Regions from separate parts of the Homo sapiens genome. Here region 2 is linked to region 1. A link is an interaction called in ENCODE POLR2A ChIA-PET data of the cell type or tissue named here. Cell type or tissue: PC-9. All regions are shown on one strand.

The links. Peaks named below come from ENCODE experiments on the same cell type or tissue, not always from the same donor. Only the 100,000 strongest peaks of a DNase experiment are listed, where the experiment ranks them.
Region 2: POLR2A ChIA-PET joins it to region 1 with 5 read pairs; 2 of 35 experiments call an interaction of 5 or more read pairs at or near these places.

What each region holds. Positions count from the first base shown.
Region 1 is chr9:112,441,519-112,444,018 of GRCh38, forward strand. It overlaps HSDL2 (hydroxysteroid dehydrogenase like 2), which reads left to right. Exons shown (of 11, transcript NM_032303.5): 8 at 181-252. Among named protein-coding and RNA genes, the nearest start is that of KIAA1958, 44 kb to the right of the region's middle. In PC-9, no CTCF peak of the experiment used is centred here; no DNase peak of the experiment used is centred here.
Region 2 is chr9:111,581,821-111,584,320 of GRCh38, forward strand. It overlaps PTGR1 (prostaglandin reductase 1), which reads right to left. Exons shown (of 10, transcript NM_001146108.2): 6 at 1,652-1,769. Among named protein-coding and RNA genes, the nearest start is that of PTGR1, 17 kb to the right of the region's middle. In PC-9, no CTCF peak of the experiment used is centred here; no DNase peak of the experiment used is centred here; H3K27ac peaks cover 406 bases.

The sequences.
Region 1 (2,500 bases):
GATAACTGAATTATGAGAAAATTAATTTAATGAAGATCAGGTCATTCGACAGTTCTCACAGAGGCCTTTTCTTTTGCACCAGAAAGATTTTTAATAAAATAGATATGTTTATTAAACAGATGTTAAAATCTTACTATGTTGTAGTTACATTAACCTAATGGTTTGGGGTCAATTTTTCAGGTCATCCTTTGCAACCAGATTTCTTCTTAGATGAATACCCAGAAGCAGTTAGCAAGAAAGTGGAATCAACTGGTAAGATCTAGACTATATTTTATGTTAGAAAATATAAATCCTAACTTATGTATTTCTTCCAAAATATGGAATTGATCCTATAACAGTGACATTTCTGCCTTCTGTTTTTAAACTGTTTTGTACTTTAAACTAAACAAGTAATGTGAGATCTCAGTTAATTCTAGTAAAGAAGGTTGTTTTGTTCATCTACCAGTAAGAAGTTTTAATAAGGCTGGGCACAGTGGCTCATACCTGTAATCCCAGCACTTTGGGAGGCTGAGGCGAATGGATCACTTGAGTCCAGGAGTTTGCGACGAGCTTGGGCAACATGGCGAAACCCCGTCTCTACAAAAAAAATACAAAAAAAAAATACGTTGGGCGTGGTGGCACGAGACTGTAGTCCCAGCTACTCAGGAGGCTGAGGTGGGAGGATCACCTGATCCCGGGAAGTTGAAGTTTCAGTGAGCCGTGATCGTGCCACTGCACTCTAGCCTGGGTGACAGAGCAAGACCCTGTCTCAAAAAAAAAAAAAAAAAAAAAAAAAAGAAGAAGTTATTAATATATTCTTTGCGTTTGGTTAAAAACAAGTCTGAAAAAACTTTTTTTTAGGTTTTATTTATTTTCTTTTGCACTGTCTTTAGGTATTTCATGTTGATATGTTATTTTGAGGAAAAGTGTGTCATATATCAAATACATCTAACACCATTTCCACAGTTTGTGTTATGTGACTATTTTATGAAAGAAATCAACTTCAAAGGAGGTTTGGGTTTTACTTTGTTTTGTTTCTGTAATTCATAAACAATAGTGCCCTTGAATTGGTCCAGAGTTTACATTTTAGACTTTGTGTTCTGACATTTTGCCAGTGGCTTACTTGAAGAAACACTTTAATGAATACCTGTGGGAAGAATTTCTCTCATGGTTTACTAATAAGAATGGCTGTGCTTCTTCTGGGCCCTTACCTTATTTTTATCTTATAGATGCTATGACTCTCATCGATTTTTTTTTTTAGAAGTCTGATAGAAAATGTAGGGATGAATTTCCTTGATACCTTTAGCAAATCTGTGGCACCTTACTGCAATGCATTTTAGAGCCAAACCTTATTTCCAGCTTTCTTTTATTTATTCTTTATTATTTATCTTTTCTTTTTCCAGATTTTTATGGTAATTTAAAAAAATTACTTAGGTAATAAAAAGGACTTTTTTGTATTACAGACAATTTAAAACAATAGAAAGGAAAATAGTTACTCATAATCCTACTACCCAGAGTATTAAAACCAGGAAAAACAAGACTGTCAGTCTGTTTCTCAAAAGGCCTCTTACAGAATGGTGGAAAATACCTAGAGAGCTTATCAAACTCTAGAAGAGTCTGGTCTTCAAGTTAGTTAAGTCCCAAACTCCGATTTTTGCCCAACGCCCTAAGGTTGGATCTGTCTTTTAGAAGAAGGCATGCATGAACTGAGATCATTTAAACTCCAAATTTTAAATAAGAACCACTTATTGATCATGTATGTTCTTTTTGTTTATTCAACAAATATTTACTGGGCACCTCCTATGTGCCAAACACTGTGCTAAGTACTTTACATGCATTGTCCTGTTTAATACCATTAATCCCCAAGACAGATACTCCCCTCATTTTACAGCTGCAATTGCACAGCCAGCAGGTGGCAGAACCAAGATTTAAACTCATATTTCTCTGATTTCAAAGCCCATGTCTTTAACCAGTAAACTTAAATGGCTTTCCTAACACTTGAATACTTAGTCTTTTAAATTTTAGCATATTCTTAGTCTGGGCAACATGGTGAGACCCTGTCTCTACAAAAAAATAAAAAAAATTAGCTGGCCATGGTGGCACATGCCTGTAGTCTCAGCTACTCAGGAGACTGAAGCAGGAGGATCCCTTGAGCTCAAGAGTTTGAGGCTGCAGTGAGCTATGATTGAGCTACAGCACTCCAGCCTGGGCAACAGAGCAAGACCCTGTCTCAAATAAATACGTAAATTAGCACATTCTTTCCCCTGATAATCCAGTTTATTAATTTATAACAAAGAGTTGCCATCTCATAGGTTAAACATGTAGGTGCTTGATCAGCACATTCTCTTCCTTTGGATATAATTGTGCATGAAACAGAATCATAGTCAGAAGGTCATTTCATGACCATGGAATCAGAACAAGGGAGTTAGATAGGTAGAGTGTAAAATCAGTGTTTACTGGCATCAGGCTTTGATAGGGATAACTTTGCCTATAGCCATCTCCACATAAGCAATGCTCTTAC
Region 2 (2,500 bases), 860 kb before region 1:
ATGTCATAACCAAAAAGTTTTAATGATAATGAGATTTTTATTATTTATTAGATTATTGAATAAAAATCTAGGATGTAGGGTAGAATATGGGGAAAAAATATACTGTTTGAAGTTCATATACATGTATATGTTTATTCTGGAATATAAAATATGTATATGAATAGTAGCAGGATATAAATAAAACAGATTTTAAATAATTGGTAAAAAGGTAAACACTAGCAGAATGTAAATAAAACTTAGGTTCTCAGTAATTAGAGAAAAAAGAACAAAGAAAATATCACAGAAAGAAATAACCAATAAATGGAAAACAAAGTAAGATAATATAAATATGACCAAACATTCCAGTTATGACAATTAATAAGAATGACTTAAATTTAACTATTACAACACTGAGACTTTCAGATGGGTGAAAAATGCAAATAGCTGCATTTTACAGAAACACACATAAAATGGACAGAAAGGTTGAATATAAAAGAATAGGTTTAAGCGCAAGTCCTATCAAACTTACGGGATAAAAGCCCCTTGTGATTTAATAGGATATTTGAAATTGGAATATTTAGAAATAATCCTAATTCATTTTGTAATTTTAGCACAATCCAAGCCTAGCTAAATTCCAGAACAAAAAGTAAACTTTAAACCAAACTCACTTGTGACTATAGATGCAAAAATTCTATTTTAAATGTTATCAAGTCAATTCCAAAGGTAGCCCATAATATACCATACATACGTAAAGCTTATTCTGCAAATGTCAGAATGGTTCGACATTGGAAAACTAATGTAATTCATTCACTGAAAAGTGAACCTGATAAATGCCGCAATGGCATTTGATAAAATTTAATATCTATTCCTATTTATTTACTTACTTAAACAAATTATTCTACAACTTCTATGGTAGCCTCACATTTGTATTCCAAGCTTCTATTAGCACTGGAGACCAGTCCAAACCCTTGGCCGTTGGTTGTAACCCTGTACTCATCTGTACTCCATCTAACTTGTCCCCTAGGACCTAGGTCCTGAATCCTGCATCCCAGCCTTGGGCAAAGGATCAGTTGAGCCAGATCACCTTCCCACTATGTAATAACAAATCCATACTGTGTCTGAGTTGTTGCCTACTCTATACACCCACCATCAGATTGGATCCCTTGAGCAGACATCTGCTTAAATCAGAGCCAATGTTTCCTTGTCTTAGGTACCTCCCAGGAGTTAGTTCCCAAGCCATGGCCCCACTGCTCTGGGCTGAATGCCCATTTCCTTCTAGTACAACAGCCTTGGCAGTGGGGCCACGTGGGTGATGACTCTTAGCTGGCTCATCTCAAGTCCCTTCTTCTATTGCTAAGGACAATCATGAAGAAAGAAGATTAAGCTGTAGCGATAGAATGTTCAGTAAAAAATATGAAAATGATAAATGCCGATAAACTCACTACTCTAGACAGAGGCCATTTCTGACTTGATTATCTGCAATGTTATCAAATAACAATGTTCAGCTTATCTTTGGTATAGTTTTCCCCATTCCTCCAATTTCTCAATCTCCAACTTCTAAAGAAGACAACTAGACTATAAACTCCCTGAGGCCAAGGAAGATTTGCTGTGTTCACTGTTGCATTCCCAATGGGTTTTGAATAAAGGCTTGTTACTGGAGAAAGGCACTTACCTTGAGCTTTGCAATCTGCCCCACGACTGAGCCCACAGCTCCAGCTGCTGCATTAACCATCACTGTTTCTCCACCCTTCACACCACAGATTTCAAGTAGGCCAAAGTAGGCAGTCAGGCTAAAGGAAGAAAATTAAGGATATATGAATAGAGTTGTTTCTTTCCTCTATAACTCATTTATATATATCTTGAAAGCCTTCTCAGTGGCCCAGTGCCATGGGTCCAAGTAAAAGACAAAAATATGGAAATAAATATTGCCAGCCACTGTTGCTTTACTTCCTCCATCTCTACTGTCAGATAGGAATAAAGGTGATGTGAACTAGGGAGGGAAGGGAGAGTTGGCTAGAAAGGGGCTGTATCCTGTCCATTCACAGGCCAAATTTCAGGGGCAAAAGATGGAATATCTTTCTCAAACTTTGGGGATTCAAGAAGAGAGAGCTGTGCCTCATTCCCATATAAGTTCTATGTAGATGATGAGCTTCATGGGAGAAGCCCCCATGTTATCATGGCGACATAGCCACAGAGTAGCTACAATGCTGTGATATTAGGCATGAGAGGGTCACAGGGAGCATCTGGAGCTTTCCATGGCTCCAAAGTGGTATGGAAGACCTTCTGAAACTTCCCCGTATTACCCCAAGTAAGATGTCAAAGTTAGCTTGCAGGAAAAGAGCTACTGGACCTACCAAGATGCAGCACTGGCAGTACTGATGGGGACTGGGTGAAGACACCACCGCATCTCATTGGATTGCGAGTTTGGAAGGTGATATGATTGAAGACTTTCTTCACAACCAAAGTTTCCTCGTGTCTCCCTTCACCTCTTCTCCCCTACACCTGGCTCACAGTCCAGAGG